Linked DNA regions of Mus musculus: region 1 is linked to region 2. Evidence: chromatin loops called from intact Hi-C (ENCODE). Cell type or tissue: heart. All regions are shown on one strand. Links, peaks and the distances in the headings refer to the core of each region. The heading gives the core; the rest is flanking DNA.

Region 1 (9,955 bases), core at 935-8,934, 320 kb before region 2:
TGACTCCCATCCCTCCACCCACCCCTGTCTTCCTCCCCTCTAGTGCTGGTATCAAAGACATGTGCCTGGCATTCTTTAAGTGGCTGCTGGATCTGAACTCAGGTCTTCAATCTTGCACGGCAAGTACTCTAACTCATGGAGGCATCGCTGCAGTCCCATGAAACTGCTTCTTAATGGGAGAACTTCAGTTCTGACAGATAAACAGCCTTGGGGATTGTTTGCACAGCATGAACATGTGCTATACCACTGACCTACACACTTAGAAATAGCAAGAATGGTTAAACTTAAGTATATTACATTTAAAAAGTAACCAATATGCTAGAGTTTACACAAACCTCTTAAACAGTGGTTCTCAGCTTTCTTAATGCTGTGACCCTCTAATACAGTTCCTAATGTTGTGGTTGTTGTGGGGAATATTAAAAAAGAACTGGCACTTAAAGCCAGGACATTTGTTTCTAGAAAAAAAAAAAAGTATTGTGGGTGGGCCTGGTGCTGTTCTTGTGAACCAATCCCCTGATGAATAAATGAGCCAATCACTGGGCGAGTAGGCGGGACTTCCAGGTTGGACAGAGGAAGAGAGGAAGCAGGAGAGAGTTAGGACTTTTGGGATAAGGACAGCATAAGGGTAGCTGCTAGAGTTTCCTGATATCATGGCAGATCTGCAAGGATTCACCACCAGAGGAATCAGATTTTAATAAAGCTTACAAGATTAGGTTTTAATTGTTGTGCCCAGAGATTGAGTTACCACTGTTTCTGAACTAAGCTTGTGTTGTGTTTTTCTTCACGCAGCCGCTCGCTCATCTGGGTTCAAGAGAGAAAGGTATGGCAGCAAAGTGTGAGTTTGCCTGATGTGCACCACAAAGGTCGTGGGGGTTTTGAAGCACGAGTTTGGCATGGTAATGACCCGCCAGTGGGAACCTAGAGAGCTGGGTGGAGAGATTGTGGAGTTCTGAGTCAGAGTCTCTGCAAGATAAAAACAGGTCGGCCATTGCCCAACAGTGCTGGGACAGAGGCACAAGCTTGGGAACATGAAATGTGCTGGTTCGATTTTTTTTTTCCTTTTTTGGTTTTTTGAGACAGGGTTTCTCTGTGTAGCCCTGGCTGTCCTGGAACTCACCCTGTAGATCAGGCTGGCCTTGAACTCAGAAATCTGCCTGCCTCTGCCTCCCAAGTGTTGGGATTAAAGGCGTGCACCACCACTGCCCAGCAATTTTTAATATTTCCCACAACAGGTGGTAACCCATAACCAAAAAATTATTTTGCTGCTACTTCATAACTGTAATTTTGCTACTGTTAGGAAACATAATGTAAATATCTGATATGCAGGATATCTGGTATGTGACCCCTATGAAAGGATCATTTGACCCTCAAAGGGGTCATGCCCCACAGGTTGGGAACCACTGCTCTAAAAGCTGTACACTCCTTCTCCATACATACCCCCAAAGTACCTAATGAGCACTGGAGTACATAACACCACTGGCCAGATGTAAGAATTGAAGGTGCAGCCTATTCCACCCTACAGGGTTCTCCCCTCTCCATCTGAAGCTGGGCGAATAGAATAAGAGTCTGAAAAACCCAAAACCTTCCAGAAAGGAATGTGTTCTGGTAGATGGAAATACCAGCCAGCTTTTGGAAACCAAGGTGACGTTACTGACCCAAAATCAATGAGGCGAGTGTAAAACGGACTGTGTGTGCCATTCCTGAGGTGTACATCATGACTCCACCTGACTGTACTCTCTCTTACACTATACTGGTACATGGTGGGTCTCTGTAGCTTTGCTGGCCAAACCAATGAATCATGGGAAGGAAAGAGGAGAGAATTCAGCAGCTTGCCTGAAGGAATCTAAGAAGCCCTTAGAGTATTCAAAACTCAAATTGATCGCCTCTTGCCAGACAAATCCAAGGAATGTTTTGTGTACAGCAAGGTAGAGTGCACGCAGAGTCTCAGGTTCCACAGAGGATATGGAACCTCCAGAGTGCTGTTTTGATTTGTATTCTGTGCACGCATGGAAACTGAAGAAGCCCTTAACTGTTGATGGCCAAGAAACAAATGTGTCTGCCTCTCCCTGGAGAGATTAAATAGTGGAGGGAAAAAGCCAGATCAAAGGAAAGTCCAGCTATTCCTGGCTGGACTGTAGCTAGAGGGTTCCTGGCTTGAGGAGAGGTGACCTCTGCTTGAACCAAGAGGAAGGTGGAAGAGGGGTCATGGCTGGCAAGGGAGATGCTTCTAATAATCTGCTCACCAGGGAACTGAGCTACATGCTTGAGAGTCCATGACTCTCACCATCACCCCTAAGCCTTTGTTGTATACACTAAAAATTAACACAATAGATTTGTTTTTAAACAGTTTATTTATTCTTTGAAAATTGAATACATTTATAAGTGCATTTGAGCACATCCCTCCACCATTACCTCCCTTCAACTCCATCCACCCAGTGCCCTCATCCCAACTTTATTCTCCACCCTTTTTTTCGTCTAATTGGTGGTACCCATTATCCATGGGTGTGAGACCATCTACTGAGAGACGTTTCCCATGGCCACATCACCATAAGAATGACGACTTGCTCCCTCTCTTAGGATCTATCAAACACCAGTAACTCCTCGGCCAAGCATGAAGCTTTGTAGATCTATCCCACCCTGCATGCTGGAATTTTGATTGGCTTGATCCTTTGCAGGTCTTGTGCAGATAACAACATAAGCTACTGCCGTTGTTCTTGGTTACAGATAAAAACCAGGTAGTAGTACCCTATTGTTGAAGACACCTCTCATTTGTACATAGGAGACAGAGAAGTCGACCTTGAACTACCCAGGGAACTCTCTCTTGGCTGGCAATCTTCTATAGTAGCAGACAGAATCGTTTACCTGTGTATGTGGGGGCGAATGTCCATGGAGGGCAGAGCACATCCTAGGTAGCATTCCTCAGGTGTTATACTAGATGGGTTTGTGTGTCAACTTGGCACAAGTTAGAGTCCTCAGAGAGGAAGGAGCCTCGATTGAGAAAAATGCCTCCACGAGATCCAACTGTAAAGCATTTTCTTAATTAATGATTGATAGGGGGAGGACCCAGCCCATTGTGGGTGGTGCTATCCCTGGGCTGGTGTCCAGAGTTCTATAAGAAAGAAGGCTGAGCAAGCCTAAGGGAGCAAGCCAGGAAGCAGTATACTCCATGGTCTCTGGATCAATGCTTGCCTCCGGGATCCTGTCCTGTTTGAGTTCCTGTCCTGACTTCCTTCACTGATGAACAGTGCTGTAGAAGTGTAAACCAAATAAATCAATTTCCTCCTCAGCTTGCGTTTTGCTCATGGTGTTGCATCACAGCAACAGAAGCCCTACGACAGGTCTTGTCCACTTTTGTTTTTCAGGCAAGGTCTCTCACTGACCGGAGGTTGATGAGTAGGCTGGCCAGCTATTCAGTGAGCCCAAAGATACAAATGTCTTCACACCCCTAGCATTGGGATTCTAAGTACACAGCCACCAAACCTAGCAGCTGCTGTTGCTGCTGCTGCTCCTCCTCCCACATTTTTAAAAAATGTGGTTCCAGGAATCAAACTCACATCTTCACGTTTTCAGGTTGAATACTTTGTGACTGTGCTATCTGTTGGCAATTTTTCTGCCTCCACCCAACAGCAACCTAGCATCAGGTCGCTTCATGAGCCAGGATCCAGGCATCATAAGACCACTAGTTACCACATTCTCATTCATATTCTCTCTCTCTCTCCCTCTCTCCTTTGTTGTTCTTTCTCTGCCTCTACCCCCTTTCCCACGTCTCCTTCCCTTCTCCCAATAAACTTCCTTTTATATCTGGCTGATTGTTTAGGTAGACACCTAGGCACAGGCCCACCCAGACTCCCCCCACCCCACCACATTGCACCATGGTTTTATAAAACACAACACCATCTCCCCAATCCTTATTTCTTTTTACAAATTATATGAACATATTGAGCTCAGTATGAAAGCGGTAGCTTTGTATAACTGATGCAATGCTTTGGGAAAAGTGAAGCAGACACTAGGTGGCGTAGTGCACCCCCAGTGACCCACTCACCCTCCTCCTGGAATTTATCTTTACCCTAAAATCTGAGAGCGTTTCCCTTCATCATCCGAAAAAGGAAGCAAAATACAATCTGAGATCTTCTGTATTGAACCATTAGGAAAACGACCAAGGAAGAAAAAACAAGTTATGAAAACGATCCCTTTTAAGCTTGCAGCCACACTGTCACCTCATGGAAGCCCTCTGTTGGGCCATATGATTTGTAGCGAGAAAAAGCATCAAACCAGGGAGCCTACAGCAGATCTGAGAATGTTTCCCTAACCCCGTGGTCGCCCAGACAACAAAGTCCCACGATCATCATCCCCCCCCCCCCCTTCTGCAGTAGGGCGGCCCTTGTTGTTGTTGTTTTAAATGTTAATGAGGTGAGCCTCATTGCTCTCTCCCAGCTCAGCCTTTCAGCTCTTCCAACCTGAGGCAAAAGCGCCCTGACCAAGCCTTCAAAGGCCCCCAAACAGAATACAGGCAGCCTCTGGAAACAACTTGACCCTAGGCCTGCAGACAGAAGAGTAGAGAACTAAGAAGAAAAAGAAAGACAACAAAACCTTAAAGCTTGCAAACTTGACTCCTAAAGCATCCAGTACTATGATGCAAATACACACACACACACACACACAAACACACAAAAACACACACAGGGCTTAAGAAACAAAAGACAAGGGGCCAAATCCACCTCAAACAAGGAAAGAGTGAGCTAAGGCTTTTATCCTTTCAAACGCCAACTCTCAGAGAAGCCCTGGTCTCCCTGAAGTTCTCCATAGAAAACCTAACTGATTTAAAGCTAGGAAGCCGACATTTTACAAAGTCCTCTCTGCCTCTCCCAAGGACTGAGTGATCCAGTCCTAAGGAGCAGGAAGTCTGGGGCAGTGGTACCTGTAAACGGTCTCTTTCATGTGGGAACATCTCCATCTGCTGGAAACTCCGATGTCTGCATTAAAGGCACAAAGTTAAGTTTTGTTTTTCCTGTAAATATATCCATTTCTAGTTTCTCTCAAGTACCTGTCACTATCTGACTGAAAGCAGCTGTCCCTCTTCCTTTTCCTAAGGTCCCTGGTGGCAATGTTTATCTGTGATATTTACGGGACAGCCCCAGCCCAGGGTTAGACATGTCCTTCCCATCTGTCTTCCCTGACAACAGGACATCCTTAGGTCAGTCCTAAAAACCTCTACAAAACCCTCCTGAGTCAGGAGATTGTCTGCCTGAAGGTCAGAGGTTTCTGAACTCCAGGGAGTTGGCATTCCGTTGAACTATGGTCTTAGCTTCTTACACCACCTGAGTGCCTTTATTTGTCAGGGCTAACTGTTCAATAACAACCATTTCATCTTTGATTTCAAAAGTACACAGATTTACACACATGTGGGTGAGGAGGGCAAGGCTGGGTTTGCCATTCTGGTATATTTGATGTGAGAGTTCTACTCCAGAATGCTGGCATTCTTTATATGAATGCTGGAGTTCTTCAACCTTGATGGAGTGCCTCAAAAACAGCCTGCCACACTTTAGATCATAAAGTCTTCCTGAGCCATGTTAATGGCTTGGTTCCCAAGGTGGTGCTGGTGGGAGGTCTTCAGGTTATTGAGGGCCCCTCTGAAAGGGATTACAGGGCTCCTCATTTCTCCTTCTCCTCTTCCTCCTCTTCTTCCCCCCCACCCCCCAGCTTCCTGGTCATAAGGTGAGTAGATTTGTTCTTTAATAATCAATCCTACCATAATATAATCCTGGCTCAAAGCAAAGGGCAATCATCTCATGTACTGGAACACTGACATCTGTGAGACAAAAGCCAACCTTTCAATGTAGTGACAGAAAGCCGAGTAATGCACAGCTCTGGAAGGCCCAGTGCCCACAGGACAGAGAGCACCAGGCTCCTCCTCTTTCTCTTCCGTTGGCAGCTCTCTAAGCATCATCTTCCTCTTTCCTCAGCATCTCACTCCATTCTGATGTTCTCTTTATTTTTGTTGCTTTTTAAAAGTCTTTTTTAATTATTTTAAATGCATACATACACATTTAAATTTACATACACATGTGAGTGTGGGTGACCAAAGTGGGCACTAGATCTTCTAAAGTTGGAATTACAGACAGTTGTGAGCTGCCCAGCATGGGTGCTCAGACACCAACTCAGGTCCTCAGCAAGAGCAATGCATTCTCTTAACTTCTAAGCCATTCCTACTGCACCACACTCCACATGACAGTCTCCTCTTTAGTACTGTGTGTGTGTGTGCATGCGCACACATCCAAGTGCGTAACCGCATGCAAAGCCATGTATGTGGACAACTCCCGAGAGTCAGTTCTCTCTTGCTACCATATAGGGCCCAGGGATTTCACCCAGGTCCTCAGCTTTGGCGGCAGGCGCCTTTACACGATGAGTTATCTCACAGGCCCCATTCACTTCTTAAAAGCAAAATGATACATAGTCCCATTGGTAAATCATTACTTCCCCATGTTAAAGTCACAGTATAAACTTGAATGGCTTCCTGGGCCTCTCTCTTTTTACTGTATATAGGGGGAGGTTGGGATGGTCTCCTTCTATTCAAGAAGGTCTGGGGAAAGGCATGCATGTGAAACGAAGCCAATACAACAGAGGCTTCTCCTGTATAACAGATCTGGTGGGAAGAACGCTGGCTGTCCTCGTCACTGCAGGGCTGGTAAGAGCCAAGCTACACGTGAGAACACCTGACAATGAGAGCCATAGACAGAAAACACGAGAGAGCTGGGATCCTCCCCCACTTCTCTGGGGGACCAAGACTACCTTCCCTCACCTTCCAGAAACATCAGCCAAAATGGAAGGAAATCAAGGAGAGAGACTAAGTGAGCACCCCACCCCCTTCCCCAGACCTCAGCTCCTGAGCCAGGAGCAGAGAAGCCTTCCAAAGCTTTTGATCTCAACAGCCAGCTCCAAACATGTTACCTTCTTAGCCCCAGAAGAAAGAATTTGGGTTATTAAGTAGTGAGTCACAATAGGAGATCCATTTGTAAAAGTATGCTTTTATAACGGCTAATAGTTAGGATGATCCCATTAACAGGAAAACAAATAATGAACTAGAATAGTGATTGGACACGTCTGAGTCCTGCCTCGAGCAATTTCCACACACACTTGCTGCAGGAATGTGGGATCCTGCATTGCTCTCATGCCCAGAGGACCTGCCAACTTCTCAGCGAAGGCTCTTCCTGAAGATACACAGTTAGTGTTGGCAATACACACCTATCCTGAAGCCACAGCCCTCCGCTGTTGTCCATGCACACATGCCACAACCTCATCAGGTCCCCTCTCCTTCTCCCGTCCCTCTCAGCAACCGTGGCCTCCTGCTTTCTGACCACCACCTCCATTCCTCTTCTTTTCCCCCAATGCAGACATTTCCTGAGGGTCGTCCATAGCTCCTTCCTTCAGTCTCCCCTCTCCTGCGGTCTGCTGGGATGGCTGTGGCAGTGAGAAACGATCTCCTATGGGCTCCTTCTTCTACACAACAAATCTGGTGGGAAGAACGCTGTCTTCTCCATTGCAGGGCTGGTAAAGAGCCAAGCTACACATGTGAACACTGTACGAGGCTGAGGGTAAGAGAAACGCAAACCCCGGGACCAGCAGACACAGGCAGTGTGGAGCACAGGCTGAGAGGGGGCAGAGTCAGAAACAGCTAATCAAGTCTGGGGAGGTCAGCCGGGCTTGGTGGCACACACCTTTAATCCCAGCACTCGGGAGGCAGAGGCAGGTGGATTTCTGAATTCGAGGCCAGCCTGGTCTACAGAGTGAGTTCCCAGACAGCCAGGGCTATACAGAGAAACCCTGTCTCGAAAAGGCAAAAAAAAAAAAAAAAAAAAAAAAAAGTGGGGAGGTCAGAGAAGGCTGCCCAGAGGATGGCACATCGGCTGTGACCTGAAGACACAGGAGAAAGGAAGCAGGGAGATGTGGAGGAATGTACTTCCTGCCTTGTGCTGTTTGCCTTTTGTGTGTGTTCGTGCCTGCATGCGCTACTCTATCTCGCCTCCCCATCTGAAAACTGACTAACCTACCTAGATGAAAAGATTGCCTGTAATCTCTCTTCACAGACACTCCTTGGGATGCTTGGGTCCTGGCAGGCAGTTTTAATTTTCTTATCTTTGTGCGCATGTGCACGATGCATGCATGGTGGGCATGTGGTGGTCAGAGATAAGTCTGTGAAGTCAGCTCTCTTATCACACCTTTATGTGGATTCCAGGGACCAGACTCGGGTGGCTTGGTTTGTATGGCAAAGGAGCTTAACCCACCCAGCCATCTTGCTGGCCCCAGTAGGTAATGTTTAATCCCTGATGGAGGGCATGCAATTGCAACAGTCCACAGTTGTTTGGGCTTTAGGGACCAGGGCTGGAAAGAAGAGAAGTGTGAAGGTTTGGGTAAGATCCTCTTTGTCACTTTTGACACTTCCTGTGACTTTCCCTAGGTACTGCAAGACATACAACATTAAGCCCCTATAGCACACCTGACATCAGCCCTCGGGCAGGATAGGATCCCAGCAGCCTATCTGCAGATGATGACTAACGATCCACCATCCCCCTCTTCACGTCCACTTGCAGCCCAAGCCACCATCTGTGAGTGGTCTCTTGCTTGACTAATGACTTGTCTCTGAGAATTGTTTTGCACGGTTATAAACAGAGATTGGGCGTTCACCCTCATCGCCTGTCTTTCTTTCCTTTCTTTCTTTCTTTCTTTCTTTCTTTCTTTCTTTCTTTCTTTCTTTCTTTCTTTCTTTCTTTCTTTCTTTCTTCCTTCCTTCCTTCCTTCCTTCCTTCCTTCCTTCCTTCCTTTCTTTTTTTTTTGGTTTTTTGAGACATGGTTTCTCTGTGTAGCCTTGGTTGTCCTTTGTAGACCAAGTGAGTAAGCTGACCTCATCCCTACAAGTATCATCTTTTCTAGAACTCAGTGTGTATCCTGGCGTTGTTCATTCTCAGGCTGCAATCTAGCACAACTCTCAGGAAGTTGCTGGGATGCCCTGGACTCCCCTGAGATAATGGAAGCTTTTCTGATAGCTGAACTGGCAGACAAGACCCTGCCCCCAGAACCATCTTTGTATATGCGTGTATCTCTCTCTTTCTGTGTCTCTGTTGCTCCTCTACCGTGTGTGTGTGTGTGTGTGTGTGTGTGTGTGTGTGTGTGTGTGTGTGGTGTGTCCACATGCTTTACAAGTCCCCGTGTATATCCATGTATCTGGAGAACGAGCTTGGTTGCTGTTTCTTAGGTGATATCTATCTTCTTGTTGTTGGGGTTTTTGTTTGTTTGTTGTTGTTTTTGTTTTGTTGTTGTTTTTGAGTCCCAGTCTCTGACTGATCTGGACCTCACTGGGCTGGGCTAGGCTGGCTCGCCAATGAACCTCAGTGGCTTATCTATATCTGCCTCCTCAGTCCCAGGGCTACAAATGTGTACCCCCATGCCTAGGGATTGAACTCAGGTTCCGCAGACTGAGCGAGCTATCTCCCTAGCCTAGAGAACACTTTCTTAATTGGAAGCTGAGCTGAGTATCTATGGTCCTCTGTTACTGTGCCCATTCCTTGGCACACAGAATGTGGTTAGCTCCTGTCTCATGTTTGGAGGATTAATAAGTAACCAGTACCCACCAGTGTCCCCCCCCCCCCTGCCACTCTTATTCATCTGGCCTCCCTCTAAGATAGGATTGCTTAACTATGAAGACAAAAACCATGGAAAGTTAGTGTTCTACAAGAATTATGCTTCCCACTGCATCCCCCGTTTGAGAGCTCATTCACTTCACAGGCCAGGGCATCAGGGGAGAGGCGCCAAGCACAGAAACACGTGTCTGCATCCCCCTGGGGATGGCCGTGCATCACTCCGCTCCCCGCACAGCTGTTCTACAGAACAAAACACAAGGCAGCATTCTGCATATTCCAATCTACCCTCTGACCTAGCTTGGAACGGAATTCCTTCCAGT
Region 2 (8,000 bases), core at 1-8,000:
ACTAAAGAGAAACCAGGCAGCACACACGTATACAATTTAAAAGATCTGTATACTTCCGCCCAGTATTGGCCCTTTTTCTTATTTGACATTTTTAGGTAACCACCCCCAAAACAAACCAAAACCCAAAACAAATATTTAAAACGCCAGGATATTTTTGAGCTGTATACCCTACTCTCACAAGCTGGGGCCTGCCACACAACTGTTCTGGTACTTCCTCTCTGGAACATCATAACACGCCCTAGTGACATTTCTTTGCTGTGACAGAAACTGACTGGAAGCACTTCGGGGAGGAGAGGGTTTAACTGGCTTACCCATTTAGGTCACAAGCTGTGGAAATTTGCATACAAATTCAAGATAGGAACCTAGAACCAGGAACATGGAAGAACACTGCTAGCTGGTTTATTCTCTAGCTCAGCTAGCTTTCTTACATAGTCCAGGCCCACCGACCTAAGCCTGGCGCCACTTACGAGTGGGCGGGGCCCTCCCACATCAACCATCAATCAAGATAATCTCTCACAGACATGGCCACAGGCTCATCTGATACAGGCCACTCTTCAACTGAGGGTTGATCTTCCTAAGTGACTCTGTTGTGTCAAATCAACAATAAACAAAAGGACAGACCCACTGTTTCATATAGGAACTGCTATTCAATTTTACAGCTACAAGTAGCTGGTCTTGTTCCACTAGTCTCACTACTTGTTATAAACACAGGCCATGAGAGAAATCCTCGACACATATTTATGTTCATGTGAAATAATTTCTAGGAAGAAATTCTGCTCAGTGAAACAGCTAAGTCGAAAGGCATGGCTAGAGCTGGAGAGATGGCTCAGTGGGTAAGAGCACTGACTGCTCTTCCATAGGTCCTAAGTTCAAATCCCAGCAACCACATGGTGGCTCACAACCACCACTAATGAGATCTGATGTCCTCTTCTGGTGCGTCTGAAGTCAGCTACAGTGTACTTATGTATAATAAATAAATCTTTAAACAAACAAACAAACAAAAAGGGCATGGCTACAGCAAGTGTGTTAGCATCGCCAGGCTGCTGTGAAAAGAACCACAGCATCAGCCATCATGGATAGCAGCATGTAGGACCCACCTTGCTATGTGGCTTGTTGTCACAGTTGTGGCTCTCCCCACAAAGTTAGGTCATTATTTGTATGGCTATAGCTTTGAATGGAGACAGATGGGCTCGTTTTTTACTTTTTAAAAGTTAAAGTTTCCTATATTTTATGTTCTGGCAACTTCACTTTTTTGTTATTTTTCTAGTTGCACCAAGTTTTTGGCTATCTCAGCTCATTAGCGACAGTGCCTCTGTGTCAGTGTCAGCTCTGTGACTCCATGGCCAGCAGTGCCATGTTAACTGTGTGCTCCTCCACCTCCACCTCCACCCCTTCCCCCGTTGTTACCACGGAGCTGCACACTCAGGCACCTGCCTCCCTGCAGCTCCTTATTTTCCGCCAGTAGACTGTTGATTGAAGACAATAATCTGATGACTATGGTCATTAAATACAGAGATTTTCTTTGAGTTTAAGGTGTATTTGCCTCTACAAACATCCCAGACATGCTTGGATACATTTTCCCAATCTGACTTTGGGCATCATATTCTGGGAAAAGGGTTTGAAATATATCTATTTGATAAATTATTAAAAATCCTTCATATTCTTTATTTTAATTTATTTGATCTGATTTATGAGGGCCTTTTCTTTTCAAGTTATTAAATCTTCTGAATATTATACCAATTCAGAAGAGCATAATTTCCGTTGATTTGTCTAAGCTATCACTTCTTAATTCAATATCTCTTCAATATCTTTTGTGCTCCACCAAGTATATTTGTGTATGTGTATTATGTGTTGGACTGTGTGTACATGTGTGTTTGTATGTGTGTGGTATATGTATGTATGGTGTGAATGTGGAGTATGTGTGTGTGAGAGTGTGTGTGTGTGTGTGTGTGAGTGTGTATGGTATGTGTGTGATTATGGGTATAGTGTGTGTGTGTGTGTGTGTGTGTGTGTGTGTGTGTACATGCTGCATCTATGTGTGTGTAGGCCAGAGATTGGCATCTGGATATCTTCCTCAGTTGCTTCTTCACTTTGTTTTATTGAGACAGGCTCTCACTCAACCTGGAGGTTGTCATTTCAGACAGACTGGTTGGCCAGTGAGCTCCTGGAATTTGCCTGTTTCCGTCCCTCAGCTCTGGGGTTAGATGTGCACTGCCACAGCCAGCTTCTGCATGGGTGCTGCGGATCCAAACTCAGGTGCTTATGTTCATTTAGCAAGCACTACCCTCAGGATGTTTATACCCAGAACAGTTCTGTGTGTTGTAGATGGGATGTACATTGATCAATCAAAGGCATTGAGTAAGATTTGAATTCAGAACCTATCCACTGTATGTATGTATGTATGTATGTATGTATGGTTTTTAAAAATAAATCTCTTTTCTCATATTCTAAACCTAAAAACCCTCTACTCATTCCCAAATAAATAAACAGAAAGCCTTTTCCAGTGTTCTCAAATGCAACTAGTGTCTCCCTCTACCCTTGCTGCTGCCCCTGACAGGCTGGACTTTAGTGGTTTATGCGCATCTCTAGCTGTGAGACTATAACCACAGGAGAACACCGACTTTGTCTTAGTCACACTTATTCCTTCTAAGTCTGAACATGGCCAGCCACAAGATTAGCCTGGGGTACGTTTTCTGCTGGTTACAGAAGTGGCACAGTTAAGAGCTAATTCTAGTGCAAAGGCAATCTATAAAAAATTCAGAGTTACCTGGCATCACCCAGAATTGAAATCATGCGGTACTGGGGCAGCTCGGAGGATGCTACATGTGCTAAGATTCCAAAGAGCCTTTCAGCCATTATCATGTCATTTTGAGTCACCTGAGAAGAAAGAGCAGAGAAGGATCAAGATGGCATTGCTTCTTAGCTAGATATAGCAAATACAATTTCAAAGAGACGTCTCGATTGGGCATTTTCTTTTAGTGCAGAAAAGTACATTTCCCAAGGCTGTGGAAGTCTCCACAGCAACTTCATTTTCCTTTGAGTCTAATTACAGAGGAGATGCTCAAATGTGACTCCTGGAAGCTGACTAGGGCCGGTGAGATAGCTTTGATTGGGAATTCAGGTGTCCTGAGGACTGTGCTTGAGGCACCTTAAGTTCTTAAAGGATGGCTTTTCTTTGTGTTTGTATGTGTGTGCATGTGTACATGCACATGTGTGTTTGCAGGTGTGTATGTCTGTGATATGCAAGCATGTGTGTAAGAGTGTTTGCAAGTGTGTGTGCGTGTGCATATGGTTTCGTGCGTGTGTGTGTGTTATGGTATACATGCACGCATGTGTGCTTGTAGGTGTGTGTGTGTGTGTATGTGGTTATGTGTATATGTGTGTGCAGTATGCCTGCCTGCATGCATGTATTTATGTTGGCAAGTGTGTGTGTATTGTATGTGTATGGTATCTATGCATGTACATAAGTGTGTTGCAGGTACAAGTGTGTGTATGAGCATGCATGAATGTGTATGTGTGTATGTGTATGGTACACATGCATGTGTGTAAGTGGTTTACAGATATGTGTGGTTGTATGGTTGTGTATGGGTGTATGGGTGTATGGGTGTGTGTGTGTACGCCTGTGGAGGCCCAAGGCTGATGTCTGTATACTTCATCAATAATCCTTCCACATTACATTCTGAAGCAGGGTCTGGGTCAACCCCAGAGCTCACCAGTACATACATTCTCACTGGCCATCTTACTCCAGGGATCCCATCTCTTCCTTCTAAGAGATCACAGGTGGATATTTATGTGGATTCTGGGAAGCCAAACTCCAATCTTCTTTCTTGCTTAGCCAGCATTTAAACAGCGCGAGCCATCTTCCCATTCCCTTAAAGATTATTTTTAAAAAGAAATACGAGAGTATCTCCTCTCTTGGCTATGGAGCAGGTTCTCATTCAGCCTGGATCTTATAGGTGCAGGAAGACAGGCTGGCCATGAGCCCCTGGGACCTACCTTTCACTGACCCACCCAACTGTAGGGCTCCTGCAACTGTGCTGCAGGCCTAGCTTTTACCTGGCTTTGGGGAATCTACCTAGGTTCTCATACTTGCACAGCAGGCACGTTTCAGACTGAGCCCTCTCTGCACTGCCCATTGCTCTTGTCACCAAGAGACAGGGTCTCATAGCCAACTCCTGTCTCAGCCTCTCCAGCGTTGAAAAAGCAGGTGTGTGTATTTGTGATAACACATTACAGAAGCAGCCTCTGAGGAAAAAATACCCATAGTTCACATATAATTCAGTCACATCAAGTGTATACATCAATCAGTGTAGACCACTTCCTTATCTTGGACCTTCATGGTGAAGGCTGCGGCTCCTTCAAGCCTTCCTTTAGCTGACTGCTAAGTTGTCTGGTCCAACACAGTCACCTAGTGGCCAATGCAGGCCACTGCTCCATCTTCTTGATGCTCATCATTCAATTCTCCCTCTAGCAATACTGCTCTACTACAGAAAGAGCAATATAACTGTAGTATATATGGTATAAAATGACAAGACTATGTGAGAAGGCATATCTTTCAGGCATTTTAATAAAATGTCAAATATCCCTGGTGCTGACATTTTCTAAAAGTTAAACTAGAATGCTGCATTGCTTCTGATTAATTCCCTGTACAATTACAATACTCTGTCTTTCCCAGCAGTTCTGTAGTAATGCAATCCCACATCTGGGCAATCTACTATTTATAGCCAACCAGCCAAACAGTCAAGCCATTAATGAGGAAGACTCCTTCACTTGCAGCCCCCGAACCTTTGTGTTTCCAGTCCAGATCAACTGTGAAAACCCTCCCACTAATTACCATGCCCTACCGGAGCTACAATCTCTGTCTGATGTAGAACTGAGGGGCACACGAGACTGAATGCAGACTCCTGAGAACTAGCTGGGGAGCTGTGGGGGCAACTTTTGGTCATCTCAAGGTTCCAGACTTTCCTGGCAATTTGATAGAAGGCTGATCTACTTTGGTTGAGGCATAGCATGGTTGCTTTTGACACGGACCCACAGATCTCCGTGCTACTAAGAACATGCTGGATTTTTGTAGGTCGAGGCTGGAGATGGCTGTGGTGTCCTAGTTGTGAGCAATACTACACCAGCACAGCTGACTACCAGTCATCTTATCATAGGGAAGTCTCCTGACCCTCAAGAGGCACCATAGTGAGAGATTAAAGATTATTCAGCTTCAACAATGATAGAAGCACAGTTCCCCTTTTTCCCTAAGTCATTATTTAAAGAGAACACAGTCTTTGAGTAGCTGGAGGCTTAGGCTTATGACAAACTCAGAAAAAAAAACCCATCTAAAACTCGCTTTTCATGAATAATTTTTCAGTTATTCAGCTGGGTCCTGAGTGATTCTACATCATGCCACTGCACCATGATCAATGGTTAATGGAGTAGTCCAGATGTGTGCTTGGACTTTCTCTCTCCACTTTCTATCACCCCATCTTTATGAGTGGACACTTAGTTTAGCTTCCCCATCCTCTCTTGGGTGCCACAGTCCCAAGAGCTCTGTGAAACATGAAAGGCTGCCTCGCCTGCAGAAGTTAGAGATTTTTCTTTTTTCTCTTTACAGTGTCATTTTTCTTCCAAGGTTTCTCTTCTCTGGATGCTTACAAACAACAGGAAAAGTAGCTACGATTCACCAGGAAAAGAACTGTTCACTGCTTTAGATCCTATACATGTGGACATGTGTGTGTAAGTGTGTGCAAGTGTGCGTGTCTGGAGGAGGATTGGGTGTGTGTTCATGTTCATGTTGGGGGGTATGAGCATGCGTGCGAGTGCACATGTGTTGCCCATGTGTGTTCTTCCTTTTTAATATTGTGAATGCTGAGATTTTATTTTGTAAGAAATGGTGTTTCTGAACAGTTCCATCACATCTGTATTCCCACCAAGTGTGCTGTCAGAGGCTCCATCAGGTGGGAGCTCATTCTGCAGTCTGCTTTGCTTTTTCTTACCTCTGTTCCATTTATTTTCTGCATGCTGAAGTGGCTGAGCCTGAACAGCACGTAGTACTTCCAGAGTGTAAAGTTGACCACTGGGTTTCCCTGAGGATCGATTGTCAACTGGTCAACCCGACGCAGCTGTGCCAGGGCATTGAACTGCTGCAGCATCACAAGGTTGGTCTCCCTGAATTTAAGGTGCTGCAATAGTAAACCACATACAAGGTCTTGCTCTAAGCTGAACCACCTTCAATACTAACCTTAACACATCACAGGCCATTTCCTGTGGGACCCTGGAAGCCTTAGGCTTAGGAAATAGGTCTTCAGTCACATTAAATCACTGGACTGCTCTAGGCCCATTGAACTTCAATGTACCCAATCCATCAGTCACTGGCGGCATCTACCCAAGACTCAAGTCTTAGGTGAGTCCTTCTGCGAAGGACATCCTCGTCTATCAGCAACTGGGATTCCTTAATGTTACCTAATAACTCAGACTCGTTCAATCATCACAGATTCTACACATTTTACATTAGTACTAATGTATAAAGGAAGATTCCAGAAACTTCTAAGCACAGGACTCACCCTGATGCTGAGAACCAGTATTGTCAACACTGCATCCTTCTGAAAGCCGTGCTGGTTACTTAACTTGGCCAAGGAGAATCAAAACACTAAAACAGAACTCCTAAAGCAAGCCGTCTACTTGCAAATTTGAATATTCTTTCTAAACACCTGCCTCTACTACAACTTATCTTCTTTAGGATGACAAAGAAGAAACATCATCTACTCTAAAAGGGGAAGTAAAGAAACACACGGTAGGGAAAGCTCTAGAGGAAACTTGCTGTAAAAGCACTGTTTCCCAATGTCTATCGCTAACTAGTGCAATACCCACAGTCAGGGAGGCTGCCGGCGAGTCAGCAGACTGAAGTAAACAGTCAGTGCTGTCAGAGGTCTGCGTCAGATCACACAATGAATATACGCACGCCATCCACACCGGTTTCAATGCCTGAAAACATGCTCGAGGGCTGTGTGTGGCTTTCTTTGTAAAATTGAGGTAGATAATATGCATAAAATTCCATTGGTCTTTTCTACTGAAAGAAGGACTGTCTTTAGAGATATAATTTCTAATATTCATACAAACCCACAAGGCCATTTATGGAACTAATTTAAATTCCAGTGCCAGAAAATCAACACAAAAGAAACTACAGAAAATGAAGTTGAAGCAGGCTTTGGCCTGAACACACAAGTTGTAATGAAGAACAATTCAAATATGCTTCCAAAGGAAAGTGTTTACCAGAGAATTTGGAAACTTCATCTTCAGTTTGGGAAGTACTTGGACAATTTCATCAAACTCGATGAACGTGAATGAGACCGTGGTGACCATGCCGGCTGTTTGAACACTCCAGTTTCGATCCAGGCATTCCAGCGCCCCTGAGCCGTACAGTGAGAGGGTTTCTCCGTCTATCTCCACCAAGTGTGTTTCTGTGACAGACAAGCCTTGTAACGCACTGCTGAGCCCTGCATCTAGAGACCTGCAAAAGTCTTTTTTTAAGTAACGTCTCAGGCACACAAAGGAAGTAACAGGCTAGAACAGCATGTTGGAAAGTGCTTTACAGTTTATACTCGTTACCCTCTGTTTCCAGTTAAACCTAGAGCATCCTACATTAATTACACTTAAAAAAAATCACATTTCAAAGTAACAGGCTTGTTGTGGTGTGTTCCTCTTCCGATGTTGAGCCTCTTCCTGCCCTCCTCCCCTCATCCCTCCTGCTGCTTGCTGCTCCCCTCCTCCCACAGACTCCCTGCTGCCTTCATGTCACATGTATCCTTACACTAATTCACTGGATTATCTGAAAGATTAACATTAACATCCAATCATGGTTACAGCTGAAATAGAAAAACTATCATAGAAACCTATCTCCAAGTCCAAATTAGTCATCATATTAATAAGATAATAATTTTATATATCTTAAATATGCTATTAAGATATTTTTATAACAACATAGTTTCCTGATTTATAAAGCTATATAGATA

What was found. A loop is a pair of places that touch in the nucleus more often than their neighbours do. Peaks named below come from ENCODE experiments on the same cell type or tissue, not always from the same donor. Only the 100,000 strongest peaks of a DNase experiment are listed, where the experiment ranks them.
Region 1: it touches region 2 in a loop (2.1-fold over the local background); 2 of 42 quality-filtered maps call a loop at or near these places.

What each region holds. Positions count from the first base shown.
Region 1 is chr9:60,271,602-60,281,556 of GRCm38, forward strand. The region is part of intron 6 of Thsd4 (thrombospondin, type I, domain containing 4); the gene reads right to left. Among named protein-coding and RNA genes, the nearest start is that of 2010001M07Rik, 58 kb to the right of the region's middle. In heart, for the core only: CTCF peaks have their summits at 4,012 (motif pointing right) and 4,980 (motif pointing left); no DNase peak of the experiment used is centred there; H3K27ac peaks cover 1,121 bases.
Region 2 is chr9:60,595,319-60,603,318 of GRCm38, forward strand. It overlaps Lrrc49 (leucine rich repeat containing 49), which reads right to left. Exons shown (of 17, transcript NM_145616.4): 13 at 7,261-7,498; 14 at 5,985-6,170; 15 at 2,768-2,877. Among named protein-coding and RNA genes, the nearest start is that of 9230112J17Rik, 53 kb to the left of the region's middle. In heart, for the core only: CTCF peaks have their summits at 867 and 4,419; no DNase peak of the experiment used is centred there.